Regions from separate parts of the Mus musculus genome. Here region 2 is linked to region 1. A link is a loop called in an ENCODE intact Hi-C map of the cell type or tissue named here. Cell type or tissue: left cerebral cortex. All regions are shown on one strand. Each heading gives the region's core, and the rest is flanking DNA. Links, peaks and the distances in the headings are about the cores only.

Evidence for each region. Peaks named below come from ENCODE experiments on the same cell type or tissue, not always from the same donor. Only the 100,000 strongest peaks of a DNase experiment are listed, where the experiment ranks them.
Region 2: it touches region 1 in a loop (2.6-fold over the local background); 17 of 42 quality-filtered maps call a loop at or near these places.

The regions. Positions count from the first base shown.
Region 1 is chr2:163,194,778-163,210,145 of GRCm38, forward strand. Tox2 (TOX high mobility group box family member 2) reads left to right here and starts at 8,350. Exons shown (of 9, transcript NM_001372575.1): 1 at 8,350-8,485. The coding sequence starts at 8,387. In left cerebral cortex, for the core only: a CTCF peak has its summit at 8,787; DNase peaks (open chromatin) are centred at 8,794, 9,346, 10,156 and 11,164; H3K4me3 peaks cover 2,468 bases; H3K27ac peaks cover 489 bases.
Region 2 is chr2:163,093,960-163,109,327 of GRCm38, forward strand. No RefSeq gene overlaps it. Among named protein-coding and RNA genes, the nearest start is that of Gtsf1l, 12 kb to the left of the region's middle. In left cerebral cortex, for the core only: a CTCF peak has its summit at 7,743 (motif pointing right); DNase peaks (open chromatin) are centred at 7,771 and 10,742.

The DNA.
Region 1 (15,368 bases), core at 4,684-12,683:
TCTCTCTGTGTACCTGGGAACGTGCTTGTGCTGTGCTATGCTAAGCTGTGCTGTGGCCTTCATGGAGGAGTGCAAAGGTCTCTGTGAGTTCTGGAGACGTAGTTTTCCACGTAGGGGATTGGACAAGGCAGCTCTGGACAAAGGAACAAATATGCCTGAGGGCTAGGCCTGAGGAAAATGAGCTGAAATGAGGAGACTGGTTTCAGTCAGATTGCTTGAGAAGATAAACTGAATGTATTCCCAGACACTCATTCATTCATGATGCAGAGGACCAGCAGGCAGTACTCAGGAGTGCCAGGTTCTATGCTAGCCCTTAGAAACAGTGGGAGGGTTCAGCACTATTCTGCCTACGTCAGAACTTGCTGTCTTAGCTTCTACCACATCACTGAATCAGAGAGAGAAACCTGAAGCAATTCTATTGGGCTTGATGATGGAGCAAAGGGTAGAGGGCAAAGGGTAAAGGGCAAAGAGCAAAGGGCAAAGGGCTCCTCCTGACTCATTCTGCAAGCAATCGCTATGGAAGCCTGTGGTTCTGGGAGCTAAACAGAGGCTGCAGGTAAAACCTGGGCTATTCTCCACTTGTGAGCTCAGAGAACCTAAGGCCAGAAGTCAGGCTTTTGGCCTCCCAGTCTTGTGATCATGGGGCTATATAAATATACCTGCTTGCCCCTGGTTTCAGCTCTCAGGGTGGGATGGGTGTAGGTCCAAGGATGGATGAAACATGAGCTCCCAGATCTTGTTTGGGAAGCCTGCTTTTAGCAAAACCCCTTTGCTGTTGGGTCCAGAGGTTACTAAGGGCCAGCAGCAGCTAAGACCGGCTTCCACGGCAGGGCCAGTCTGCTTGTTCAAACCGAGAGCCTGTTCTCTCACTCACGGCTGCTAGACTGTCCATTCTCAGTAAGCAACTTTAGGACATTTGATTAAGACTGGGATACTCATGCCTCTTCCAGGGAGGCCTCACAGTGGGTGCTTTTCTTTGCAAGAGCAAGAGTGGGCCCCTCTGTGGGGAATTTGTATGGCAAGTACACACAGTGAAAGAGAGGAGAAGAAAAACAAAGAAAGAAATAGGAAACCAACTTTGATTCAAGGAGGGCAATCGTAGGGGGGCAGTCTCCCCACAGCAAGTTGTCAACAGCTGAGGCACCACTGGGCTAGTGGCCGCTCAGACAGGGGGGACGTGGGCTCCTTTGTTAGAATGGACTGAATAGGATGTCCCTGCACCCAGACCTGGCCTCCCGGCTAACAAAGGGCCCCTTTGTCACCCTGGGCAAAGAGTGCTGCCGAGGTTGCCACAGCAACTCAGGGACACAGACTTAATGTGTGAGTGACATTTCAGATGGGAAGCGGGCATTCAAAAATTCAAATTTCTTTATGTAGAGTGGTCGTCTCCTTCCCTGGGCATTTTAAAGGGGCTACAGAGCAAACAAAAGCAGGAATAAGGTAACACATAATATGCCAGCCAAACCCAAAACAGAACATCCCACTTTCTTTCTGTGTCCTCCTTTCTGAACAAGAAAATTGAGTGAAAGTTTTGTTGCAGGCATTGTTGGGGGCCTCGGTGACCTCTTGGTTTCCTATCCAAAGGGTAACTGGACACCGTTAAAGTGAGTTTGAAAAGAACATCATGTAGAATTCCAGTCTGTGGACACGGGATATGTGTTCATTCTCCATGCCAGACCATCAGTCAGTATCTTCCTTCCTGGCTAAGAGGTGGAGTCTAAGATGTGCTCATCTAAGCAGTGAGTGGATGATACTTAGTGTTTCTAGTTCCTGTTAGTAGATACTCTAGAGGTACTGGACAACGCAGTAAGAAAAGGCAGAGGCCAATATTGATGTGTTACATGCTTGAAAGTTGCTGAGATTAGATCTGAAATGTTCTCACTGTTAAAAAAGCTCTATAAAGGTAGAACATGATATTAATCTGTCTGTCTGTCTGTCTATCTATCTATCTATCTATCTATCTATCTATCTATCTATCTACGTGTGTGTCTGTATACATATATATGTCTGTATGTGTTACAAATCTATGCAATATGTGCATATATCTTAATCAAACTGGGAGGAGGTTAAAAGAAAGACTAAGTGAAGAAATAATTAGAAAAGAAGAGGAGCCTATCTCTTTTTCCTGAGTGACCATGCTATTCGATATAGAAAATAAGAGAGAAATGACAGCAACAAAGATGAGCACCAACAGTACTTGGCAAGTTCCCTGGATATAGGATAAACACCCGATGCTTCTATAATATTCTTCTATATGAGTATGGATAGAAAAGTTAAAAGATAGTTGTGTTTCGAATATTTCAAATCTCGAGTTCATTTACTAATGAAGTTTAATTCTAACTGGGACACTGACCATTTTTCTTCTCGAAGTAAGAAAGATTAGACGGATGCAGGGAGTCCTAGGGTCCTACAAGGAAGCCTTTTGGCCAACTCAACTCGTTGCATTTCCTAGTGGGTCACTCTGTGCTTCCATTCTGCATTTCAAGAAGTATTAGAAGTAACACCTACTTCCCGGGGGTGTCTCAGCGCCCCACACAGGGCAAGCAGGACATCCGAGCTGTTATTGATGCTTTGTATTTTCTTTGCAATATGAGGTCAATTTTAATTAGTTATTTTTAATTAGTGATTCATTTACATTTAGCTTTGCTGATTCCTTTCCCACACGGTAACACACAGCCAGGTATGAGCACCCGATTTTGCAGAAGTGAACGCTGAGGCTCAAAGTGGTTCAGAGCCTTGGCTTAAGTCAAGCAGGGAGCAGAGCAGAGATCAGGGTTTGAATCCAGTGTCCCATCCAGCTCCCTTGTTTTGTGTTCTACGTAGTGGGTTGAAGAAGTGACCTTGTGCCAAAGTCTCTGCCATAGCATTGGCCCATTTAGTCTTTTGCCCAGTAGATGTTGTTGACAGAGGCTTTGGGCTGGCTTGGCCTCTTGTCAGAAATGACAAACAGATTGAAGTGCTCTTTCTTGAACCACATAGCGAGTAGTGTCCAGGGCTCTAGCAATGCGCAACTGCCACCCTCAGACAATAAGTGCCCACTTCTAGAAAGTTCCTGAGGGAATGTTCTTGCACATAGGCACAGAGTGAAGTGTGAATAGAGAGCAACGTTCCACTTCCAGGTTGCACAGCCCCAAGCCCTGGGGTTACCCTCTGCCAAATGCCCCCTGCCATCAGCATTCCAGAGTGCCATCCGGCCTCTGCCTTTTGAGTCCTGCATCTGTTTACCCACAGGATATCTCTGCTGCAAGTTCTTCACATGTAGTTGCCAGGACAAACTGCCTGGGAAAGAATTTTGTCTTAATCCCAGTTGTTAGGGCTTGCTAAGTAAAGAACCCAGGTCCTTGCCTGTTGAATGGGATAATTCTGTGGCATATTTGTGCTACTCTGTCTTCCCGAGTCCCCCAGTGGAGTTCAGACCCAATTGTCCAGAGTAATGCACCTTTTCTTGACAGTTATTTTTCCTGGCTCTCCTCCTTCCTCGACCTGTGTGTCCAGGAATCAGTGCTTAGTAAACTGCTGCACTAGATCCTTGCCTCGGATGCTTCTGATCTCGTGGCTTTTGGAAGACTTTCCATAGGACAGGGGAGGTTTTCTCTATGGATCCCCATTTTCTAATGCCCAGATCAGCATGATATGTCCCACCACACTTGTGATGAGGTATGTTTGCTTCAGGGAAGAAAGATGGAGACAAGTGCTGAAACGTGACTCCTTTTCCTGCCCTCTGTCTCCTGGAATTTATAAAAGACAGGGGCTTTTTCTCCTCCTCCTCCTCCTTCTCCTCCTCCTCCTCCTCCTCCTCCTCCTCCTCTTCCTCCTCCTCCTCTCCCTCCCCTCACCCCTCCCCCTCCCCTCCCTCCTCCTCCTCCTCCTCCTCCTCCTCCTCCTCCTCCTCCTCCTTCTTCTTCTTCTTCTTCTTCTTCTTGGAGTGTGTGTGTGTGTGTGTGTGTGTGTGTGTGTATAAGAAGGTCCTCAAGGGTTCATCTCAAGGTGAGAACCAAGCATTTTGCCTATGCCAGACCCTGTATTAGTCACAGGTATCATAATGGGGGAAACCCCTGTCCCTTTGCTGGAGAAACTCACAAGGCACACGTTTTGTCACGGTTTGGCAAAGCGGGCACTGTTAGTACTGTGTGTAAACAGCTCCTAGAGCAGTAAGCACCTCAAAGTATTCACCCAGCCAGCAAGTTAAACTGGCCTTAAAAAATGAGTTAAGTTTTGCTACTTTTTTTTTTTTAATGGATGAAGGAAAGAAAATAGGGTTAAATACCATCTTGCTTTTTAAAGACAGGATCTCACTGTGAAGTTCTGGCTGTCCTAGAATTCACTCTGTAGGCCATGCTAGCTTCACAGAGACCTGCCTGCCTCTGCCTCCTGAGTGCCAGTCTCTTAAACTTCCACCTAGAAGTGACACATACCACTTTGGGTAAAATGAGTCACATGGTCACACTCAACTTAAAAGTTCAGTCAATCCGACTACATGCCTGAACGGAGGAAGACTCTCTGACAGACCTATAGCCTGTCAGCATTGAGTGCCTAGATCCTGTGCTACACACACTGCTTTCTAAGATGTTGGCTGTCTTGAATGGGAGCCATAACATTTCCTGGGTGAAGGAGCTGTGGGTGGAGTAAGATTCGTTATCCTTTGGGAATCCCATGGCTGTTAGTCATGTCTGTCTGTCTTTCTTTCTTTCTTTCTTTCTTTCTTTCTTTCTTTCTTTCTTTCTTTCAATCTGATGACTTGTCTCCTGGGGTCTCACCAACCCTGCGGGGACAGTCCTGTCTAGGATTAGCAATCCCTATCCCTACAGAACATGATTTGCCTATGGGCAGGGCATACTTTTCAATCACTACTTGCTCAGATTACCCAGGGACTAGGAACTGGCCAGCTGGGAATGTGTATGTACACACTGACAGCATCCACACCAGCCAGCCCTAAACCTATAGAATCTGTGAAAAAAAAAAGTCCTTATGTACAGTCCACTCTCTTCTACCCCAACTGATACTCAGGCTTCCCCCACGTATCTCTAACACAGTGTTCCCTCTCCTCTCAGGAACCATATGAGGCCACTGTCGTTTTAATAATAACCATCTCCTGTTGTCCTGATCATATCTAAATAATAATAAAACATGCTCAAGTGCATCCGCGTGCTGACCGGTAGCAAAGGAAGCTGGGTCTGGGAAGGTTCATAGGCAGACTCCCCAGCCCTGAGCTGCTGTAGGCGAGGAACAGCAGAGCTGGCCTGAGTCAGCTTGTTCATTCTCTCTCGCTTCCCACTGAGGTTAACAGGAAGAGAGGTTTCAAGGTCCACTTTTATCCTGAAGCTAACAAACATGGTTGTGGTATTCCTTGGAAGGGGGGTAGGGTATCCTATCTGATGAGGCAACAGAATAAGATAAAGCCATTAGGGTAAAGCCAAGCTCGGAGAACTGTCTGTCTTCCCTGGTAAGATCCTCACCAGACTTCTCCATGTCCTCTCGAAGTCTTCCTTCTTCTCTGGGAAGGGCTGACAGGGGTGGCTGCTATTGGCAGATTCCAGAGAAGTCACAGCAGTTTGGCTCCTAGGAGTCTTTTGAACCATGGTGGACTTTGTTGACAATTTTTTTGCTAGAGTTGATGAGACCAAGAGTGCTGGGGTGTGGCCAGTGGGAAATGCTGGATGACAGATTCGGGTTTAGCTGTAGCTTTGGGTCTGCCATTAGCTCTTGGGCGTTAAGCATCCCTCACTGATCTCATGTGGCACTTTTATCTCCTGACCTCAAAGGGCAAGATTTGTCAAGATACACACACACACACACACACACACACACACACACACACACACACAGAGAGAGAGAGAGAGAGTAGAGCAAGCACACAGTTCGTGGTGAGTATTGATAGTCCTTCTGTGCTCAGAAGGAAGACTAAGTTGGGGGCTGGCGGCTTCTCTCACATTTTCTGTTACTGTTACTGGCCAGTGAGACAAGACAAGAAAAAGCAACGGAACATACAAGGATTGGAACTTAAGAGAAAACTTTCATTTTATTTACAGATGGGAGAGAGCATAGCTCTAGGGTTTTTAAAAGCCAAAGAATCCATGTACAAATGATTAGGGTTAGTGAGTTTGGCAGTGTTTCTGGTTTTTGGAACATTGTGTAAAAGTTTATTTCCAGTATATTCTAGGCCTATATGGTTGAGAAACAACCTCAAAATTTTGTAGCTTAAAATAATATGCACTTATTATCGGTCATGGCAACTGAATATCTTGTCTATCTATTTACCAATAATCTGTCTATTTATCGAGACAGGGTCTTCCTATGTAGCCCTGGTGGTCTTGGGACTCACTATGTAGATCAGGCTGGACTTGAACTCACAGAGATTCTGCCTGTGTCTTCAATCCAAGTGCTAAACATTTTGGATTCAAGAAAGACCATAATCTTTTCAGGGCTTCTCTGATGATTCCAGCCCTCCTACATGGTAGCTTACAGCTCCAAACAAGAGCCTGCTGAGAAGTCAAGCAGGTGAGACTGTGTTAGCTTTAATGAACTAGCCTCAGAAGTCATGGTATTTACTAAGAACCACTCGCCAAAATCAGCCTTTCTAAGAGGGAGGCATTAGACTCTACTCCTAGGGAGGAGTGTCAAAGGATTTGTGGAGGTGTTAGAAAGCCTTGACCATCATATTAACAAACAAAATAAATAATTGATAATAGCATAAAAATGACAAAAAAAAACCCAGTTGTAAATCTAATAAAAGATGTGCCAGGTTTTCGCATACGAACATGGCTGAGAGAACTTGTAAAGAAACCCTAAGTGGGTGTACCATGTTCATGGATAAAATTAATGCACAGAGAAAACACCCTCTTCATCCGAATTGGGATAAAGATTCGATGTGAGAACAATGACAATCCCAGCTGATTTTTATTAAGGCACCAAGGCCAATTGCCAAGGTAGTCTTAAAGAACAAAATGTGTGTGGACTTATTCTATGGGACATTAAGATTTATTACAAAGCTGAAGTAGTCCAGTGGGCTAATGGCACAAGGAGAGAAAAGTAAACAGGACAGACAGACAGCACAGAAGCCATCCACGTGCACATGAAATACTCAATTCAATGCAGAGAAGTGTGTGTGTGTGTGTGTGTGTTTCAGTGACTATTGCTAGGTTAGTTGGGTAGCCAGATCTGGGAGAGACAGGGGGGGTGGGGGGGGGGAGGAGAGAGGCTTGTCGGAAATTCCTTTTTGATAAGGCTGAGCCTGGTGTTTCTAGAAACAATGACTGACGTTTATTTAGAAGCTCTTTCCTTTCTGGGTTGTAATTTCCCTCTGTTGTTCTCCAGCCTTCGCTGGAAGACCAGTTCCCACACTGCTCTTGAGGTGCCTGGATTTCATGGTTGCTGCGGTCCTCGCTCCCGGCCAGGAAGCAAGTCCAAGAAGCAGTTATGGAGCCTGAGCTAGTTTCAAGCTGTCTCCTAAGTGGGCAAGAGGCTCACGCTCTTTTCTCCAGTTGTTCTTCCCAGGCAGGCTTCGAAAGTATTCCAGAACCTGGAACCCAGGAACTGGATGGGGGTGGGGTGAGCAGCAGACAGCCCCTGATGGTTCTTCCAGCTAGCAAGTGTCTGTGGAACAAGGGTGCTGTTACAGATGGACGGACGACAAGGGGCAGATTCACACTGCTTCTCTGGGGTTCCGAAAAGCTCTGGATGGTGGCTAAGTGTACGCTAAGTGTACGGGGCTTCTGAGCCTTCCCGTCCTTACCAGTAAGGGGGAGGGGACTTTCCACAGTCTTCATCCAAGCGCTTTCACTTCTGCATGCTCTCCCTTTCTGGTGCCTCGATTTCCTCATATATAAAATAAACCTTTATGCACGTTGCCCCCTCCCCCCGTCCCTCTCTGAATAACTCAGATGAGCTTGAGGTGTGTGTGTTGGGAGGCAGGGAACTATTCTAAGACCCATGTAAGGCAAAAGGTAAGATAGTGCCCATCTCCAAATGGATGCTCCTTCAACCACTTCCTACTTGCCCTGCAAGCAGGGTGGGGATTGACACTGTCCCCAATATTTGGGGCTGGGAATGTCCCATTTCTGGACAGGGGTGGCCTAGAGATTTCTCTCTTCTTGGTGACAAAAGGCGGGACAGGAACGGTCCACTTGGACTGGCAACTAACTCTAGGGGCGGAGGGTTGGGCGGAGACCAAGGCGACCAGGGGGCCCCCCTTGCCCTCGGCGGCTCCCGAGGCCGGAACAATAGCGCTTGCGGGCGGGGCGGGGGAGGGCGTGGCGGGAGGGCGTAGCTCCCCTCCGGGCACCGCCCCCGGCCCGCCCCCCGCGCTCGCACACGGGCTCGCATAGGGCTCCCACGGCTGCCCGCCCAGGCACTGCCCGCGGGAGCCGCCGCCGCCGCCGCGCCCGCCATGGACGTCCGCCTGTATCCCTCGGCGCCCGCGGTAGGTGCGCGGCCCGGGGCCGAGCCGGCCGGCCTGGCACACCTGGACTACTACCACTGCGGCAAGGTAGGCGGCAAGGTAGGCTGGGGGCCCGAGTGTCCCGGGCTGGAGCGTGGGGGGCAGGAGTAATCTCGTGGCTGCGGACGTAGGCACTCTGGGGGCGCACACGGGGACACGCACACAACATCTTGGACGACGGGCACGTGCCACTCACACCGCTACCCTCGCGGTCGGTCACACATGCTGGGAGTTGTAGATCACGGGCAGAAGTCAGCCCGACAGCTTCCCGTAAGACGACACAGTGACACACTCACCCACGCTTCGCATTCATTCACAAGCCGACGCGCAGCGACTCTCTGTCACCCAGCCAGGCGGCACCACACACAGCCTTCGCCGTCCCACATAAGTCACGGTGCCAGTCATTTATCCTCAACCACACGCAGCCACTCGCCCACGCACAGGGCTACGATAACATACAAGTCACCTCATCTATCTACACTCATACACAACGCTTCCACACAGGTTCGCAGCTGCTGTCACATCCAGTGGCAACGGGGGACAGTCACACAAAGAAGTAGCTCCGACAGTCACAGCTCAGACTCACAATGACCCACAAGTGTACACGTTCGGTCACGCAGATCCATCCCCTGGAGGAGAAGCCCCAGCTACAAATCGCCCTGACGGCCACCTAGTCACACCCGGACACACCCAGGGACAGTCACAGGCTCCAGCACCCTCCACTGCTCGCCCCCACCCCTCGGTTGTCCACACTCGCGCGTCGGGGTTTTAACTTCTCGGCGCTGAGCATTAATTGGGCCGTTTACTAATTGGCCGTCACTACCCCGTGGCGCCTCTGATTTTATGCCGGTGTCGTCCAATCAAGGCCTATCCCTTCCCTGGATTGGGGAGCTAGCGTCCCTCCAGGCTGGAGCCGCAGCGAGGAGGTACACTCTCGCTCCCCGTCCCCACCATTTTTCTAGGTTCTCTGTGCTCAACTCCAGCCAGGGCCCCACAGCGCGGCGCCCCCGGGAGGTAGTGCCTGGATCCCAGGACCAGGGGCATCGGACCCCAGCTCCCCTTTGAGCTCAGCGGGCACGGTCAGGGGCAGCGGCGCTGTCTGAGTCCCCTTCCCTCGCAGGGAAGGGAACTTTGAAACTTAGTTCGGACGCCAGACGGTCGGTGCGTCCCCGGGTCTGTGCGTCGGTCGGGGTCAGGCTGGAGCCGAGCGCGGCTTTTCGTCACTCGGAGCCCGGATTGAACAGCGCGCGTGGGTCTCCGGGCGGTCGGGACGTAGACGCGCGGGCTCCGCGGCGCTGCGTGGTGAGTGCGCGTCGGGTGGCTGGATCCATGACCCTCTGGGGGTCTGTCCCTTCCCTACAGGCTGTCCGCGCAGCCCCTGGCTGCGGGGATGTTGTCGGGATGCTGCAGCAGCCGAGCGTCCGGCCGATCGCTGGGCCTCCGGGGCTGGGCCTCTCTGCAAGTGCATCCTCAGGCCCTAAGGGAGCGGCTGCGGCCGGGAGCCCTCTGCAGTTCGCCCTGGTCCGGGCGGCGCGGGCCACGCAGGCCGGGGCGTCCCGGGGCGGAGGTGGGCGGCGCGCATCTCTCGGAGTGGGGGGGGGGGGGGGGAAGAGCAGATTATCTTTTGTGCGCTGATCCGCAAAGTTGGAAGCCTGAGAGGGGGGATGGTGCCTTAGAGAGAAGGCGGGTTCCGGAGTCGCTTCCAGTGTGGTGGTGGGAAAATGGATTAAAACCAGCAAGTGGAGTTTTACCAGAAGCTGAAGGATGGGGCGGCAGGTCATCTTCTGCCCTTGGCTTTGTTTAAAATATCGAATGGGCAAAACGGGGTTCACCCTCTGGTTTGGTGGCCGCGGTGGAGATTGGGGATTTATGCCTTAAAGTCTGGGTACCCAGGCTGGGGGCGGGGCAGGGTAGCTGGAAGAGGTCTTTGGGAAGTGATGTATCTGCAAGCGCCACCAGAGTGGGGCCTGTCTCCCGCCGCCGCCTTTGGGAAGTAGGACGCTGCCGACCCCCACCCCCCAACCCCAAACCCCCACCCCCATCCCCGCTACCGCCACCTCTTTATTCGGAAGCTCTAGAAACCTCTGACTCAGCACCAGAACCTCCGAGGTTGCAACCTGCTGGGAAGGGCACAGAAGTGGAGGGTGGAGATTTTGGTTTCTATCTGTGCACTAAGACCCTGGCCTGCAGCTGAGGAAGTTTTGAGGATAGTGGGGTGGGAAAAGCCACCAGAATGCTGGAAAGGAAGGTGCAGAGCATGGGTTTAGATGTGAGACCCGCAGGTTCAGCCCTTCAGGCTGGGGTGATGGGGCACCTGGCTCAGCCTGAATCCAGATTCCTGTTGACAGATTCCCCAGTGTGCTGTGGCCTTCCGTGGTGTTCTTGAGGTTCACTGTGACCAGGAACTCCACCCCCCGTTTTTTTTTTTTTTTTTTTTTTTGTCTGACACCAGAAACTGATGATTGTGGAAAAGAAAATGTCCAGGTTTCTTACAGAGGCTCACTATCAGAGTTGGAGACCTAAGGTGTAATAGCCACTCTGTGTGTGTGTGTGTGTGTGTGTGTGTGTGTGTGTGTGTGTGTGCGCGCGCGCGCCTGTGTTGGGAGGTGCTGTAAAATAGGTTATAGAGCCAGGACACAGCCCACACACTGGGGACTCTGTTCCTGGAGCCAGGACAAGAGGCTTGTCTCTCAAGCATTTGCCCAAACGATGTCAGACAACCGTGGGGCAGTTGACCTGGAAGGGCCCTTGGCGACGGTCCCCTTGGCGACCATCCCCTTGGTGACTGTCCCTTAGCAATCCTCCACATAGAGATTCCCAGCCTCTTTAAATCAAAGTCATGAGCACTAGCTGCTCTCTTCTGCTGGGTTTTGTTTGAGCAAACACACAATGATAAAAAGCCACTGAGCTTCATTTTAGCTTCAAAATACTTGTGTAATTTATTAATTACAGCAATGTTAGCATGCATGAGAAAAAATTGTCTAGTAGGTATAAAGCAAGCACGTTATTCTTTTTAAAAAGAAAATGTAGTAACTGTTTGGTAAGCACCGGGGCTCCTGGCTTCTGGCATGGAGGATCTGGGGTCCCGTGATCTCTGCTTCACGGCAACACGGCAAAAGTCAGTCATGGAGTAGCAGGTGAAAGTCAGAGATGAGACTGAATCCAAGTTTCTCAATTCACAGCAGGACAGCAGTCCAGCCTCCTTGTGAATCTCTCTCTGTCGTGCTTTTGGGACTGGGAAATCTATGTTTCATCCACGGAGGATTGAATTTCTTCCATTCAGACTTTGGAAGGCTGGGAGCTCCCAGCTCAGCCAAAACAGACTGGTACCAAGAGGTCACTGGGACAGGGCGAACCTGGCTTCATAGCTCCATATGTGGCTTTGCGAGCTAAAGAAGATGATTTTCTAGCTCCTTTAAAAAAAATTACAATGCATGCATGTGCAGTCGTTCAAGTCAGAGAGCAACCGGAGGCTCTCTCCTTTCCACTGTGTGTGTCCCAGACGTCCAAGGTTTGGCAACAGGTCCCTTTACCTGCTAAGTCGCCTGTAGGCTTTCTAGCTCTCTGTTAACACAGAGTATGATCTAACAGAATAAAATGTAAATGAGCTTGGTTAGCTATAAACACCCATGAACCCACTAATCCAGTCTAGGTAGAGAATATTTCCATTACCCCCAGAAAGGCCCTTGTTCCCTTCCTAGTGAGCACCCTACCTTTGCCCCAGCAGCAATTTCTTACCGGGTTTCTATTCCCCACCTTTTTTTTTTTCCGGATCATTTTAGGACTGTGAACTCTACATGAGCCCCAGTGTGTTACATACAGCATGGGCATTTAGAGTATGGCTTCTTTTCTTTCTTTTCTTTCTTTTCTTTTCTTTCTTTTCTTTTCTTTTTTTTTTTTAGCTCAATCTGTTTTTTGCATTCATCTTTTGTGTGTGTGTGTGTGTGTGTGTGTTTGTGTGTTGTTCCACTTTGTCACTGAGTGATATTGCATCGTGTAAATATAATACAACTGGTCACTTTATCTGTGGATGGGCATTTGGGTTTGTTTCCAGTTTGGGGAAATTGTAAATAAAGCTACTGTGAATGTCCGTCTACAAGTCTTCTTTCAAGGGGAACAAATTGTCTATTATCACTGAGCCTTGGTACCCTCTTTACAGTTTTTTTTCTGTAAGATTTATTTATTTTTGTTTTATGACTGTGGGTATTTTGCCTGCCTGTATGCATGTGCAGGATGAGCATGCAGTACCCATCAAGCCCAGAAGAGGGCATCAGATCCCCCTGGAACTGGAGTTAACAGATGGTTGTGAGCCCCAGCATGGGTGATGGAAAGGAAACCTGGGTCCTTTAGAGAAGCAGTCAGTGCTCCAGGCTGACCCTCATTCCCACCATGTACCCTCTGGAGGACATTGCCTACTTCTGCGATTCAGGACACAGGCGTGAGGGATGCAGAATAGAAAAGTTCTTGGTGGTAATATTAAAAAAGAACTAGGAAAGTTCTTGGTGGTAATATTAACTGCCTACCACCTACTCCAGCAAGAGGCTTAACCTCTCTGTTCTAGCATCCTTTTATCCCTATTTGATACACACTAAAGGCCAACCTGGGTGGCTCTCCCTGTGGAGCACGCTGTGGCCAACAACATCTCTCTTTCTCCAGGATCTCTCAATAACTAGTAATGCTTGGGATATGGGATGTTCTACCATCTGTCAATCAACAAATATTTATTAATCACTGTTTTGTGCTAGACCTTTTCTAGGTAACCAGTGGTATGACAATGAACAAATTGTTGCTTTCAAAGCTTATCTGTCTGTCTGTCTGTCTGTCTATGGATAAAATACAGTATTATGATTAATAGATCTCTAGATATTTTCTGGATATGAACTAGGGAAGAGGGTTTAGATGAGACAAGCTCTGTGGCTGCTTTGCAATGTGTGTGTGTGTGTGTGTGTGTGTGTGTGTTTGCCCTAGTGTGTGCACATGTGGAGGTCAAAAATTGACACACTGGATGTTGTCGTAGCTAGGGTTAGTGTTTGTCAATGTTGTACACAGACCTCAGAAGACGCACTCTCAGTTGAGGAATTGATTCTATGAGATTGGCCCGTGGTTGTGTCTGCTGGAGTATTTTCTCAAGTGCTGATTGACTCAGTAGGGTCCAGCCCACTGTGGGCAGTGCTATCTCTAGGCAGGTGGGTCTGGAGCAGCTCTTTAAGAAAGCTGTCTGAGCAAGCCAACTGGAAAAGAGCCGATAAACAGGGTTTCTGCTTCAGTTCTTAGCCCCAGCTTCCTGCCCTGGCTTCTCTCAGTGAGGGGCTGTAAGCTGTAAGCTAAATAAACCTTTCCCTCCTCAGGCTGCTTTTGATCGTGGTGTTTACCATAGCAACAGAAAGCACAATTGAACAGGTGTCTTCCTTTATGTATATTAAGACCAGTTTCTCCTCGAGCCTGGAACTCAACACTTGAGCTAGACTGGCTGGCCAACAGTCTTCTAGGACCCACCTGGCTCCAGCCCACCAGCACTGGATTATAGGCGTACGCCTCCATGCCTGGCTTTTACTGGGGTCTGGGGATCCAAACGTGGGTGTGTGCTTAGGCTGCAAGCCCTCCCCCAGCCGGTTTTGCAGTTTTAAAATGGAAGGTTAGTAGCAGGCCTCTGAAATTTTGAAAATTTATGTACACAGTAAGAGTCGCTTGATGTTTTTTTCAAAGCGTTATTATCTTATTCATGTGTATGTCTGTATGCCTGTATGAACACATGTATACAGTTGCCTGTGGAGGCCAGGAGAGGGTATTGGATCCTCTAGAGCTAGAGTTGTGGGCATTTGTGGGCCTGTGGGTGCTGGGACCTGAAGTCTGGCTCTCTGCAAGAGCAGAGAGAGAGATCTTAGCCACAGAGACAAACGGATCGCAAGCTTCTGATCTGGTAAGTTTTGAAAAGCAGCTTCCAGAGCCACACTCCCAGGGATTTCATTTCCTTTGGTCCTGGTGAGTGGGCCCTGAGGATCTGTTTGTCTCATGAGCCCCCACGTGATGCTACAGCTGGTCACATGTTAGAGGCCATAGTTTGTGTAGTGGGGGCTTGCTTGTTTGCGTACAGTTTTGAGTGGGCTCCTGGCAGGCAGGAACCACGCTCAGCGCTTGGCACAGTGCCTTCTCATAATGGCTCGGTGAGTAAGTGGTAGTGGGTGAATTATTTTGCTCACCACCCACATAGCTCTGGGTATAGCACCGGGTAAGCATGGGAACTAGGAAAGCTTGGTTACTAAACGGCTGGAGGCTCCCTTTGGCACAAACCACGAAGTGGAGGTTACTTCCCTTGGTGGTTTGTGTATGCTCCGCCCAGGGAGTGGCACTATTAGAAGGTGTGGCCTGTTGGAGTAGGTGTGGTCTTGTTGGAGTAGGTGTGTCACTGTGAATGTGGGCTTTAAGACCCTCTTCCTAGCTGCCTGGTATTCTGCTAGCAGCCTTCAGATAAAAATATAGAACTCTCAGTTCTGCCTGCACCATGACTGCCTAGATGCTGCTGTGTTCCCACCTTGATGATAATGGACTGAACCTCTGAACCTGTAAGCCAGGCCCAATTAAATGTTCTTTATAAGACTTGCCTTGGTCATGGTGGTCTGTTCACAGCGGTGAAACACTAACTAAGACACTTCCTATCTTGGACTTGGGGTGCATGAGTCCTTTACAACATATGTGTGTGTGTGGGGGGGTGAGATTTGCATGGCTTTCTTCTGCAGGGTCCCATGGGAGGAGCCCTGGGCTGGCTGGAATTAAGAGGTTCTATCAGGAGGCCAGATTCTTTGCCAGGGAGCTTTTTACTTCCGGACTTAGAGTTTCTTTTGCTGTGAAGAGGCACCATGACCACAGCAACTCCAATAAAGGGAAACAGATCATTGGGGCTGGCTTACAGTTCAGAGGTTCAGTCATTATC
Region 2 (15,368 bases), core at 3,244-11,243, 100 kb before region 1:
CACTTTACCCGCTGAGCCGTGTACTCGGCCCTTCCCTACTGGCTCATAATTTGGGTGTTTACAGTTTGTGTGTTCAGGGCGCTGGTTGTTCTTACAATGGGCCACACTGCAGACAGAGCAAGACGTTTGCCCTTTCAGTGCTTTAAAGCTTGATAAGCTGAATTGATTAAAAACTGCGTTTGAAGCCCGTGGACCAGTTTTTACAAATTCATTTTGGCTTGAGGGAGAGAGGATCCTGTTATGTAGTTTAAGCTAACCTTGAACTGGCCATCCTCCTGCCTCAGCCTCCTAAGCTAAGCCCTGAGATTGTAGATGTGTGTCAACATTGCCAGGTAACTCATTTTATTTAGTAGTTTAATGTTTATTATCTTTGGAAAATCCTTTGTAGGGCAAATTCTGTTGCTCTAAAGTGTAAGATAGATGTGTCTTCCTCCAGAAGACGATTGCCATGTAGTGATATGGCGCCAGGAACCACTGCCGCGCCAGGGACTCAGGCCCTCTACAGCGCCAGGGACCGCTTTCACCCACATCCCAGCCTCCTCCATCTTGGCAAGCTTCTCTACTTCGCAGAGATTGGCATAAGGGCATGAGCCTGCAAGCGTTGCTTTCGGTTTTGCTCTCCTTTACCTTGTAGTTCAGCTGCTACCCTGGGACACCTTCCAAAGTCTTATTGGGTGGAAAGAAACATTGAGACACGACCCTAGATCCGTAAAGCCGGAGCTCTTGGTACCTTGGCTGGACATGGGAAACATTCCTTACTCAGGGGGTGAGGGTGGGGGTAGGGATTCCCACGACTGTTCCACTTGTACCGAACAGGACAGAACTGAAGTCCAAATTACACCTAATTCTAATCGAGTTTGTGGTTTCTCATTTGAGGCAGTGCCTCATGTATCTCAGTCTGGCCTTACACTCAGATGTATCTTGGAGGGCTCAGAACTTCTGATTCTTCCCACCTCCTGCTCCCAAGTGCTGGGAAGATGATGATAAGAGTCATGTTGTTATTAGTATGTGTGTGAGTGTGAGTGCGAGTGTGTGTGTGTGTGTGTGTGTGTGCGCGCGCGCGCGCGTGCGTGAGTGTGCATGAGAGAGAAGGGAGGGGAGAGAGAAGGGAGAGGGAGAGGGAGAGGGGCGGGGGGGAGGGAGCATGTAGTACCAGGGGTGGAGCCTAGGGTCTCCTAGGATTCTCTGGCATTCTGCTTATGTCTTTGCTTTTAGGTTTGCACCTAAAAAGGTCCCTGAAGGCTGAAGAGGTGGCTCAGTAGTTAAGGGAAAGTACCACTTTTGCAGAGAATACAAGTTTTCTTCCCAGCACTTATACCAGGGAGCTCACAACTGTCATTGCAGTTTCAGATGCCTCCTCCTCCTCCTCCTCCTCCTCCTCCTCCTCCCCCTCCCCCTCCTCCTCCCCCTCCCCCTTCTCCTCCCCCTCCCCCTCCCCTTCCCTCCCCTCCTCCTCCTCCCCCTTCTCCTCCTCCCCCCCTCTGCATTACAGATGGTAATGAGCCACCATGTGGTTGCTGGGAATTGAACTCAGGGCCCCTGGAAGAGCAGTCAGTGCTCTTTACTGCTGAGCCATCTCTCCCACCCCCTGGTGCCTTCTTCTGTCCTCAACAAAGGCACTGCATTCACTAAGCCTTGAGCTTCTTACAGGACCGGAGCGTCGGTAAAAAGACCATATTCTTGATAGTCACATAACTCATAAAGAAGCACAGAAGTAAACTACAGTTGTTCTACATTAACGCATACACACAGTGCAACTCTAAACAACAATATTGGGAGCTCTACCTTATGGGCTTCGCTCTCATTTTAGACCAAGTCTCTGTTTGTTATTTTTCTTCCAAAAAGGGGGCAAGGCACGACTCTCTTCAAGAATCTGCATTTCCAGGTCAGGCAGCAATAAACTATGACCTGTGGCCTGAATCCAGATCTGCTCTTGTAAATAAAGTGTGAAATCTTGAAACCTCTCCAGATCTCTGGTTTACATAGTGTCTGCTGGTTGCTGGGACTTATTTGAGTAGTCTGGACAGGCCGGATGTTTGCCGGCTGGCCTATTCTAGAGCTTGCCACTCCAGTTCTTGCTGAATTCTGTAATCAGCATGAGTTCTTTCCAAATCCCTTATCAATAATGGCTCAGGAAGCAGACAAATTGCTCAGGTTTCAATCCTCCTGCCTAGTTGGGCAGTGGTGGCTTACACCTTTAAACCCAGCACTTAGGAGGCTGGGGCAGGTGGATTTCTAAGTTTGGGGCCAGCCTGGTCTACAGAGTGAGTTCCAGGACAACCAGGGCTACACAGAGAAACAAAACAAAACACCCAAAACAAAAACAACAACAAAAAAACCCTGAGTTCGATTCCCAGCACCCAAGACAGTGCATATGTGATATATACAATCACTCAATCACATAAATAAAAAATAAGATCAATCCTCCTGCCCACCACTTAAGTACTTTTGTGACTTAGGCAGGGGCATGTGCACGTGTGTGTGCAGGACACATACATGGTACCTTGAATTTTCTTTTTAAAGATTTATTTATTTTTTTATGTATATGAGTACACACTATAGCTGTACAGACGGTTGTGAGCCTTCATCTGGTTGTTGGGAATTGAATTTAGAACTTCTGCTCGCTCTGGTCAACCAACCCCCCTAGCTCAGTCCCTGTTCGCTCTGGCCTTTATTATTATACATAAGTACACTGTAGCTGTCTTCAGACTTATAAGAAGAGGGTGTCAGATCTCATTACCGGTGGTTGTCAGCCACCATGTGGTTGCTGGGATTTGAACTCAGGACCTTCAGAAGAGCAGTCGGTGCTCTTACCCATTGAGCCATCTCACCAGCCTGGTACCTTGAATTTTTCTAACCTCTATCAGTGATTTGGTTTTTGTTGTTGTTGTTGTTGTTGTTGTTGTTGTTGTTGTTGTTGTTGTTTTTCGGTAAGTTTAGTAGGGTTTTTTTGGTTGTTTTTGTTTTTGCTTTTTTCAAGACGGGGTTTCTCTGTAGCCCTGGCTGTCCTGGAACTCACTTTGTAGACCAGGCTGGCCTTGAACTCAGAAATCCACCTGTCTCTGCCTCCCAAGTGCTGAGATTAAAGGCGTGTACCACCAGGCGTGGCTAGTAGTTCTCTTTATGTTGGATTTTATAGTGGTTAATATTGTTAACGTGGTAGGATTTGAATCCTATAGAAGACTACTTAAATATGGTCTGTACTACCCCATGGGGTGACACATGAAAAGGAGAAGCGATGTACACCATAGCGGTGAACTCTCTCTGCTTCCCGACTGCAGATGTGATGTGACCACCTCGTGTCCTTTGCCATGATGGACTGCATCCCTCGAATTTTTTTTTAAAGATTTATTTATTATTATATGTAAGTACACTGTAGCTGGCTTCAGATGCACCAGAAGAGGGCGTCAGATCTCATTCTGGATGGTTGTGACCCACTATATGGTTGCTGGGATTTGAACTCAGGACCTTTGGAAGAGCAGCCAGTGCTCTTACCTGCTGAGCCATCTCGCCAGCCCGCATCCCTCGAATTTTGAGCCAAAATAAACTCTTTTGCTTTCGTCAGGAACTTTTGCTACAGCGTGGGACAAGTGTCCAATAGATACTTGTTATTTAAATTACTATTCAGTGCCTGGTAGGTTTCTACTTCTTTGTGGTCCATTTTAAATGGCATTTATCTGGCCATGGTGTTCGGCTCCTACAGGATCTTGAATTCATTGGCTCTGGCTCCATTGTGAGAGCAGCCGAGCATGGCGGCTATGTTTTTACCTTTTATGGGCGTGGAGGGCACAGCATCATGACCTCCATTGGTCTCGTAGAAGGACATGGGAGGGGGATGCCAGGCTTAGACACAGGAATCCAGAGAAAGTCGTTCACAGCCATGCCACTTCCTTATCCCACCAGGTGACATCAGGACATGCAGGGTCAGGCTGGTGAGCTCAGGGGCTTACAGTAGTAGTGTAAGGTTCACCATGGCACAGAGTAGTAAAACTTGTCTGAGATGCCTGGGGTGGGGCCACAAGGGGGATCTGCTTGTTGCTATCAAGAGGGCCTTAGGCTTATTGCGTCTCTGTAGCAGTTCATGCTTCCATCTAAAAAGAGATGGGGCACGTGGTGAGTCATGCACTAGCTAGCTGTGTGTGAAGTGTGTGTGTGTGTGTGTGTGTGTGTGTGTGTGTGTGCTTTATATGTGTGACGTATGCATGTGTGTGAGCAGGTATAGAGGCTCAAGGAGGTATTGAGGCCTTATAATGCTCTGCCCTATTCTCAGTGAGCCCAGAGCTAGACTGGGATCCAGCCTGCCTCAGAGATCCTCCTGTGTCTGTTCCCCACGGTGTTGGATTTAAAGGTTGTGTGCATAGGCACATGTGGCTTTCTACAGGGGTGCTGGGGATTCAAACTCACATCCTCAGGCATGAGCAACAAGTGTTCTTACCCACTGAGCCGTCTCCCTAGCTGCCTTCCCTAGCTTTTAAAGCTGCTATCAGGAACTGATAAATACCTCCTCTCCTAGTGACCTTTCACTGTTTAAAATATGGCTAACTCCAGGGTTCCAGGAGTTACCAAACTTCCAGGTACAAATCCTGGAAGGAGAACCGAGCCGTGTCCGAAGTCCCGAGGCCTTCCTTGTCTCCTTCCTCCAGGACACAGTTCCCTTTCTCTAGACACAGAACATGCTCCTGCCTCTGCTAGGAGACAAACCCATGTCCCGGCTCAGAGTGTGGGCCTTCTTGGGGTTGGACAGGATTCTAGCCCTCCCTGTGAGCAGAGGGTTGATCAGGTGGCCTTTGGGTCAGCGTGTAATGAGAGACTCTCTTTATTAACAGGATTTCTCCTTCTCTGACCTTCCCTGGGGGATTCTAAGCACCCCATGCCTCTACCTGAGCAATGCCACATAGCCTTAGTTAGAGTACTTCCCTTTCTCCTGGTAAAACCCTGTTTAGCTCTGAGATGCTTCCCCACCCTAATGAGGCATCTCGGTACCCTTAGTCCTCAGCCAATCACCTCTGCCCATCCTGGATGCTACATACTCACTGGGCTTGCAATCCTCCCCGCCAACCCCCAATCCCAATTTCTCCGCTCCCACTTCCTGAGCCTTTAGGCAGATGATCAGGGAAAGCAGGGAGAACCACAAGGAAACGCCCCAAGGAAAGTTCCAAACCGTTTGCTCTGCTAAGACCATATCTTCGGTAAAGTGTGACTTCCCACTTTATGTGACTGATGCTCTTTTTGTGGCACCTCCATCCCAGCTCAGGAGAAGCCATGGCACTAGCCCTGTAGGGAGTCAGCAGACACTCTGGCTCTTGCTCCATACAACCCAGAAGGTGCCTTTTCATGACCAGGGACCCAGGCTGCAGTTTCGGACCCCTGAAAGGCCACATACGGAGACAGCATTGGTAGCAATTCATCTACCCTGGAAACCGCATCGTAGGAGGTAGGCTCTTAGGGTGTTTAATGGCCAAACACACATTAGCGCAGCGAGCAGATGTTAAGTCCATTAGTGACAAAGGGAGATCAGAGTGCCTGTGCTTCTAAAAGATGTCTTGAGTGGTCCTCCAGCCTCTAGCCTGCTCCTAGCATTTTTTTTTTTTTTCTGAGTCTGGGACCTGAGAGGTTGCTCACCATGGTAACCTGAGCAGAGAGCAGGATGTGCACACATCTGTCTGGGTAGTGCTTTCCAGACCTGTCCACATAGAGAGGACCCGTAATGTAGGTGAGATCAGAGCTGCTCTCCTCTGCCTTGCATCTTTTTCCAAGAGATGCCACCAACAGCTGCTAACATGGGCACCAACAGCTGCTAACATGGGCACAGAGAGGGGAAGATTCAGACTGCGTAGAAACAGCTTCCCCCAAAATGAAAATCCATGGGTCAGGGGAGGGGGCACCATCCGCACAGCTCTGAGGAAGCCATCATCCCGTGTAGCTGCTTTCAGGCCACCCACATTTCTATCTCTAGCCCCCTGCCTTGTTCTGTAAGTAACGTTAATAAACTCATTGGTCCCCTAGGGGAACCTTGGTGGATCTGGACCTTACTTAGGAGGAAGCAGGTAGATGTCGCCTGGCCTCGACCCAGGGTGAAAATTCTGTGCATATTCCAGTTTATAATCAGAGACTCGGTCACACAGCAGGCTTCCTAGCAGCGTCAGCTGTCAGCCAGGGGGCAGGGCCAAGCATTTCCTACTCATCTGAGTCCCTGGTGAGCTCTAAGGGCACCTCCTACCGACAATGGACTTCCTACGCTACTAACTTATTTTATTTGTCGATTGTGTGTCTATGTGGGTGTCTGTGCACTGTGAGTACAGATGCCCCTGGAGGTGCAGAAAAGAGCCTGGGGTCCTTTAGAGTTATAGGCAGCTGTGTGTCTCTGGACATAGGTCCTAGGAACCGTAATTGGGTCCTCTGCAAGACCAGCCTGTGCTCCTGACTCCTGAGCCACCTCTCTCCATGCAGGCTATTCTCTTGTCATTAAAACTCTACTCCGTACCCGGTACTAAGCTGCCTTCACTCTCCCCCTGCTTTTAAAATTGGGTGTCCACAAACCCGGGCCCTTCCCAGCTGTTTTCAAGAAGCTGCGCGTGAGGCTGGCTTCCTCTTACCTGCTCTGCCTCATGAACTTAATGTTTGTTGTTTTGCTTTTCTCCCCAGCTTTCTCTCAATGCTTGTTTTCCCTCCTGGGTTACACGCTTTGTTTATTTTCCAACTTCCTTGTTTAATGACAAAGTCCTGTAGCGATGGGGAAAGGGGTGTTGGTTTTGGTTAGTTCCCCAAGTTTCTCTGCCTGAGGTTCCAGCTCCCGCTACGCTCTGAACTGCTTATAACTGACATTCTCTTCCTTTGTTTGAGCTGAGCAATTAGGAAATACATTTCCAAGTGATTGGTTTTTGTTTACCTTGGGTGTGACATTTCTGTCTTCATTGCATTGTGGATGTTGTGGCCTGGCCAACAATGGCTTTTTAATGACCCGGGTGCTTCTGTGACCCAGAACCTATCAGTGCTCAAATCCAGGACACAGTGCTTTTTTTTTTTTCTTTTCCCAAAATGGAAATATTTATGTTTTAATTTTTAAAGTTGTTTTAAATGATTTATTTATTCAGCTTGTGGGTGCACAATGTGCCATGTAGCACATGTATGTGCGTGCATGCGCGTGGTGTGTGTGTGTGTGTGTGTGTGTGTGTGTGTGTGTGTGTGTGTATGTGTGAAGCCGCTGTGCTTCACCCACCAAGTGAGGCCTGGAGATCAAAGTCAGGATGACAGAGCTTGGTGCCGGGTACCTTTGTAGGATGAGCTGTCAAACGTCACAAGAGGCTTGTTTTTAAATGTCAATCCCGATTTTTGTCTTCAGTTATGTTCTCCGCTTCTCTGTCTTCCTCCTCTGCCATAGCACATGGAATTGGTTTTCCCAGGTACTGCCGGAACTCAGGTTGCTTTGTTGTTGTTGTTTCTGTGGTGTTGGGGCTTGAGCTGAGCACACTGTGCTTTCATGGCAAGAGGTCACCACTGAACTACCCTGCTAGCCCCTCTTGGCTCTCTTTTACAGTAGATTATTCTCACAAATACATTTAGTTGTGGCACAGAAATAGAACTGGTAGTACTCAAAAGTCTGAAGTTTGGGAACACCGATAATGAAGGAGTTATGGCAGCATCAAAGACTAAACCAGGAGCTTCGCGCTGACACGGGTACCCAGCGACCAGGAGGTCACTAGCTGGTAGGGGACCCTCGCGACTGACCTCAATTTGGGAAGCCCGCTGCTGCTACGCATCCATACACCACCAGAGGGCAGCACTTCCCCGGTCTCTACTATGGGCCGGAGATCAGCTCAATAGGGAGGAATTTATTCCTTGGGACTGAAGTCTGGGACACACTTCCCTCCAAAGTTATCTGGGCATTTGACAACTGGAGAGAGAGGGGGAAGAGGGGAGGGGGGGGGAAAGGGGGAGAGAGGGAGAGAGGGAGAAGAGATTTAAACCTACTCCATTAGTGTCTTAGAGGCTGTGGGTGGGCCGAGGTGGCAGCTTGGGGATTTGGACAGCAGACGCTTGACAATTTGGAGAGCAGTGCTCCTGGGAGAAGGGGAGGTGAGCCTAACCAGCGCCCCCCCCCCCGGGGGGGCCTGAGTTCATGGTCTCTGTGTGTGTGCATGACCAACATTAAGTGGGGTGGACAGCTGGCAGTTGGTTTTGGATAAGTACCAGATGTCTTTGTTTTAAAGCCTTTTCCTTATCTATGCATCTCATCTCTGTGTGTGTGAAACACATGGGTGTGTGTGTATGTGACTGTGTGGGTGTGGGCAGGAGAGTGAGGAGGCCAGAGGCAGAGGGCAGACGTTTTTCTCTATCCTTCTTCTCCATATCTTTGAACCCAGGTTCACCAATTTGACTAGGCTGGATGCCCAGTGAACTGCAGGGATCCTCCTGGCTGTGCCTGCGACGTGAGGCACATTCACCACCATGACTGACTCTTGCCATGGGTGGTCATGTTTGCCTGACAAGCACTTCACTGACTGAGCCCGCTAACCCCTTCTCAAGCCCAGGCTGTTGTGTGTTTAGGAGACACATCGCGACAGAGAAGGTACATTTAATATGAAGTTGCAGTTTACAGCAGCTGGCGATACTTCCTACAGGGAGCTAGGTGACTGGGAGGTTTTCACTTTAGGCAGTTGTGCTTGGCCCGAGAGCTGGTGTGTGTGTGTGTGTGTGTGTGTGTGAGAGAGAGAGAGACAGAGACAGAGACAGAGACAGAGACAGAGACAGAGACAGAGACAGAGACAGACAGAGAGAGACACAGAGAGAGACAGACAGAGAGAGACACAGAGAGAGACAGAGAAAGAGAGAGAGAGAGGAATTCACTAGGCACTCAGATTATTTCCAGCATGAATTTCTCTCCCGAGCAAAGGCCCTGAGGTAGGTGTGCGCTTCCTCTGTGCAGGAAAGGGCAAGCCGGGAGCATAGCTGGTTGGCTGGGAGAAAACGGTCAGTGGCCGGAGCTGGGTACAGGTGGGGGCTGGGCACTTCAGAGTATGGAACCGGGGCAAAACGTCTGTGTTATAAAGAGGATCTGCTGTCATGCTATGCTTGAGGCATCGTGGCGCCCAGCTCACAGAATAGAGTGAACCAGATGTGGCAGAACTGGGGGAGGGGCATCTGTGTCGGGGCACAGCTGCTTAAAGACCGAAACTGGCGATACACTGGGCAGATGCAGGACCAGCTGGGCAGATGCAGGACCAGCTGAGGAACATCCTTTTTTTTTTTTTTTTTAAAAAAAACAGGGTGAAAGTTACCGTTTAGTGTCTCTGTCTCTCACTGGAAACAGAGTGCCACTGGAGAACACATTGTTTTCTTTAACTAGGCCATGATGACTAATTATTAAACTCACATCAAAAGGTTACCCTGTGCAGACAGGCAATTAGGTGGAGAGGAGAGCTGGAACCTCGATTCATTCCGAAACCCCGGTAGATAGAACTCGTGTGTGTGGTTTCTGAGCACAATGACTGTGAACATTCTCTTCAACTCAGCTGTCACCACAGGTGTGACACAAAACAGAAAGCTTTGCATCCGTTCCCTGGAGCATCTGGGGCAGTTCGTGGCCCGGCTTGAGATCTCTGCCAGACTGTTTAGGGAGGTATCACTGCCAGGCGAATGATAGGGGCTTGGAACTGGGGAGCTGTTGCTAGGTGTGGCTTTGTCCCATAGCAACCACATCCCATCTGGCCCAGGCCTCTCTAGTTTCCTTGTTCAGTGACATTCATGAGGGCTGGGACATCTGGGTGGCACCTTCAGCTTTCTGGGCTTCAGTTGTTTGTTTTTTGTTTTTGGTCACTTTAGACTTCTCTCGGGGACAGACTCTTTCTACGGGCCATCCCTTCCTTGGACATCTGCTGACTTTAGTTCCTATAGTTCAGACCTCATTGAGAATAAACCTCCTTGTTTCCTTCCCTAAAAGAGTGGCCCAGTGGTTTGATCTGGTGATGTGTGAACCCACCGTGATCCCATATAGGAATGTACGCACACACCAGATTTAACCCTGGATTGTAGCTGGTCTGATGCCTTAGAGGGCCCTGAGGCCCTCAGCTTTGTTTCCTCTCTACGGGACTGGCAAAGGGACAGTCATTGAGTTAGTATCAGGGCCAAAGATGAAATGGAGCTTTCTAAGGGTCAAGTGTATTGCTAGACACTTGGCCAACATGGCCACATTTCCTCCTCCTCTGCCTGTATGAAGTTGTCAGTCACTCCCACCTGAGGAACAGAGAGGCTCAGGCAGTTTCCCAAGGCCACACAGTAAGCAGGGCAGAGATGGCACTGCTGCTCAAGCTGGCCTACTCCTGGCCCGTCGCCAGACTTGCACACTAACCCCCTCTTTTCGTTTAAGGCTCAGTAAGGCCGTCAACAGGCACCAAGTGGTGGGGGCCTCTTTCTGAAAAAAAAAATAAAGTTATGTATTTGTTTATGTGCACATACAAACACACGTGTGTCATGGCATGTTTGGGGAGGCCAGAGGACAGTTTTTGGGAACCCATGCCTGTCTGCTACCAGGTAGGTCCCAGGGACTGGACTTAGGTCATCAAGCTTGGCAGCAGTTGCCTTCCCCCGCTGAGCTATGTCGCTGGCCTGTCAAAGGCTTTTTCAGGAGACAGAATGGAGACTTGGCACCCTCCCTTGGCCCCTTGGCCTTGTTTGGACGGCAAAAGACCTCACTGCTCACATGACAGCATTAGCTTTTCACACACCTCCTGTACCTCCTGCTGCGACCAGGCTCAACGGTGGGATACTTCCGGTGCGGGATACTTCTGGTGCTCACACGGACTCTAGAGTGTCCCGGCGCAGGGTGTTGGCCATGGGCCGCATGTTGCTTCAGTAACCTTGGAAGCACCTGATGTTGCCTTGAGTGCTGGCCTTAGACCTAAGCCAGACTGAAGCCAGGCACACTGGTTCTTTGAGCTAACTGGAGGATGCTTCCTGCCTGCCCTCTGACTCTGGGAAGCTGACTAGTAGCTGGACTAGTCCGGAGACTAGTTTCCTCCACACAGCAGGTGGGTCAGTTACCACATCAGAAGTTGCATTGTCCAGCTGCTGAGTATTCCCAGGCAGAGAACAGTGCTGGGATGGAACAGGAGCCACCGTTGTTGCACGGAAGGCTATTCCTGCAGCATTTCAAAGAAAGCAGAAGGCTCCGTGTAAGTAAAAGACTCTTGCTGTCTAGTAGACCCCCCCTCCAAGAGTGCAAAGATTCCCAGACATGCAAATATAAGTTCGCAGATTATTTTTCAAACCTGACTACTTCCCATCTTTTTCACACCACAGGAGAGAGTTCAGTACTAGCTCAGGATGGAAGCCCCGAGGGCCTTTTACTGTGCGTGCTCATGGGTGTGTGCATGCATGACAGAGGTTGGCCTTGGGATAAAACTGCCAAGCCAATTTCCTAGCAGAAGTAACAGCCTACATCCCAGCAACACATAGGTGAGCATCCAAGAAGCCCAGTGCCCTTGTCAGTACTGGCCATTGCATTCGAGAGCGTCGTGGCAGAGGCTGTGGTCACAGCTGCCCGTGGAGTTGAGGTAGGATGCACTCTAGCCTTACACGTTCAAGGGCAGCTTGGTCATTATGGTAAGATCTTGTCTCAGAAAATCATTCTAATAGACATGGGAGTATTCACCATGGCTTTTATTTGAGTTTCTTTGAGAAATTTTCTTTCTTTGTTTGGTTTGGTTTGGTTTGGTTTCAAGACGGGGTTTCTCTGTATAGCCCTGGCTGTTCCGGAACTTGCTCTGTAGACCAGGCTAGCCTGGAACTCAGAGATCTGCCTGCCTCTGACTCCTAAGTATTGCGATTAAAGACATGCACTATCACTGCAAGCCTTTATTATTATTAAAAATTGTTTTTATTTTGTATATGTGTATGTGGACACATGTAATGCTATGTGTGCAGAGGTCTGAGGACCACTTTATTTATTTATTTATTTATTTATTTATTCATTCATTCATTCATTTACATCTCAAATGCTGCCCCTCTCTGTCGCCCTCATCACAGAGTCCCTCCTCCCACCCCCTTCTCCTCTGAGACGGTGGGGCCTCCCTGGTAATGCCCCACCCTGGTTCATCAAGTCTCTGCAGGATCAGGCGTATCCTCTCCCACTGCAGCCAGACAAGGCAGCCATGTTAGGGAGCAGACTCCACAGTCAGGCTACACCTTTAAAGACAGCCCCTGTTCCAGGTGTTGAGGGACCTACATGGGGACTGAGCTGCACATCCGCTACCTCTGTGCTGGGGCCCTCGGTTCCGCCCATGTATGCTCTTCGGTTGATGGCTCAGTCTCTGAGAGCTCTGTTCATCTTCCTGTGCAGTTCCTATCCCCGTCGATCCTTCCCCCAGATCTTCCCTAAGCGTTCAAGGCCCACTTTTGAGATTCATTTCGCTCCTTCCACCATGTGGACTCCAGGGATCAAACTGAGGTCATTAGCCTTAGCAGGAAGTACTTGCATCTGCTGAGCAATCTTACCAGCCCAGAGAAACACAGGAGCTTTAATTTTAGATTTTTGAGACAGGTTTGCCTACGTAGCCCAGGCTAGCCTCATTTCATTCCTTTTTTTTTTTTCCTTTTGCTGTGATAAACTACTCTGATATTTGAGGGTGAAACGGTTTCTTCTGGCTCACATTTCAAGGGCATGGGACAAACAAGCCCATCATGACAGTCACATCTACACCAGGAGGCAGTGAACGATACCTATGTGTTGCTCAACTTCCCATGCCTGTTTACAGAGTCCAAGGCTGCAGCCAAGGAAAGGTGCCACCCACAGTGGGCTGGGCTTCCCACTGAAGTGAGCACAACCCACATGGCTCTGCATAGGCATCCCGAGACCCTTCTCCTGGGTGATCCTTGTCAACCATCATAGGGGTGTACCCAGCCCCCACTCCAATAGCATCTTTAGCTCTCACCTGTGTCCAAGCCTCCTCCCATTGCCAGTCTGTCTTTTTCTCTCAGAAGCCATGACTTCTCTAGCCACGACTCCATTTCCAGTAGGGCCCATTCCAACACCTTACATTTATAGGTAACACTCTTGTCTGCTTGTTTTCTTTTGCCGAAATAAGGTCTCACGTAGCCCAGGCTGGGCTCCAGCTTACCATGTAACAGGCCGATTTAGAACTTTGATCTTGCGGCATACACGCCTGAGTGTCGGGATTACAGACGTTTGCCGCTGCGTTGGGGTTCGAACCCAAGGCCTTGTTCATGCCAAGGAAGCACTTGTGGTTCGTCTGTAATGTCTTGGTCTCAGCAGATCCATTATCAGCCAAACCAGCCAGCCAGCCACTACCCAGATGTCATTTGAACTCATTTCTTAGTGAATCTGAGACAGGTGTGATGACAGTTGAGGGCTTTGTTCTGTGCTGTGGACATTTCCCCTTCAGTTAAGGGTTCCAGTGGATGAAGGCCAGAATGCGGAGAAGCTGGGATCACGTCTGCTGCTTTTCCAGTTGCTATGATAAAGTACTCTGGCAACAGCAATCTAAAGGAGAAAAAGGGTTTTTGTTTGTTTGTTTGTTTCTCCTTTTGGCTCACAGTTCAAGGGTATACAGTTTATCATAGTAGGAAGTCAAGGTGTCTACAGGAAGCAGCCAACACTCGTGGGCGATGCTTGGCTAGCTTTCTCTTTGAGCCCAGGAGATGGCACACACCCTCCTTAGGGTGGGTCTTCCTGCTCCAGTTAACCTAATCATAATTCTTTCAGTTGTGTCGGAAACTTGCTAAGTGATTCCGGTTCCTGAGCAGTGGATAGCCACACCAATCACCACAGGCTCTTGGAGGGGATGGGATTTGGTAAATGTGTCACATTGGATTCCATTTTCCTTTAGAGTGTGGGTAGTTTAGTACCCTTTGTCCCCAGGCTACTCAGGCGAGTTCTCAACCAGAAAAGCCCTGCTTTACACCCCACAGCCAATCCATATAGGTGCTAGATTTTGCCTATGGGGTGGCTGATGGCTGAGCCAGGCTGGTGTGATGGAGGCAGTACAACGTATTGTGTGGGAGGGAGAAGGAGGAGCCAGATGAGCAGCCTAGTCATAGATGGAAATGCTGGCAGTGGACGAGTCCCCTGTGGCTGGTTACTCCCAACCCCATCAGGGTAGCTATTTTTACCACCCAGGTTGGCCTCAACATCTCTAGGTAGCAGAGGATGACCCTGAACTGCTGATCCTCCTGCCTGTACCCCATGCTGGGATGATAGACACGTGTCTCCACTCTGTTGTATTAAGTTCTGGTTCTGGAAATCCAACCCAGGGTCTAGCGCATGCTAGGCAAGCAAGCGCTCTACCAAGTGAGCTCTATCAGTAAGGCCATCTCATCTCCAGCTGCCATGGTGGGGTGTGTGTGTGCCAGCATCCAGACAAAGTCCATGGTTGAAGATCTGGAAGGGTCTGGCCAGTGGGTTAAAAGACTGTTTCCATAAAAAGTTCCTGTTGCCAGGGACCATCTGTGGATGTTTTGAGAGAACCGGGAAAGGCATAGGATTGACTAATACGATGCACATTTACTGCATCCGTGCTGCCGTCAGGGCTTGAGAGATGCGCTCTTTTGTCTAATTAGCCATTGTGGCTATGTCTCCATGGTGACTTTTATGTCAGTGCTCAAAAGACACGTGTGCATCCATTAGAGGGACAGAGTTGCCAAACACAAGTAGTGGGCCCAGGATGAAGTGGCTTTTTACAGCACAGGCATCGAGCTGCTTCGGAAAGTACCAGAAGCAGCAAAAGGATGGCTGTTCTGAGCCATGGTCGGGGCTGTGAGACCTGGGAGGGGGTGCTCTCTCTCATCCATGTTGGGAACTCCCCAGGGAAAGATCATTTATTATCTTCTGAACAGATGCCAAACATATTTTTAGAGAAGGCGCCAGAAAGGTGTTAAAAACTGGGTCAGAAGAAAAGCCAGACGGCAGACCTCAACTGTAGGTATCTGAGAGTTTGGAAAGCAGGGTGTAATGGTACACCCCCATAAACACAGCACTTGGAAGATGGTCAGAGTTCAAGGCCAGCCTTGGCTGTATGCAAATTCCCGGCTACCCTAACCTACAACAAGCACCTTTAAAAAAAAAAATCACAGAGCTGGGCGTGGTGGCTTTAATCCCAGCACTCGGGAGGCAGAGGCTGGCGGATTTCTGAGTTCGAGACCAGCCTGGTCTACAAAGTGAGTTAGTTCCAGGACAGCCAGGACTAGACAGAGAAACCCTGTCTCGAAAAACAAACAAACAAAAAAAACCCCGCAAAAAACCAAAAAACAAAAAACAAAAACAAAAACAAAAAAAAATCACAGAAGTTGGTTCATAGATTGAACAAGCTGATTCTCACAAGAGAACAGGTAGAGGGCTGATAAAGTTTAGCCTT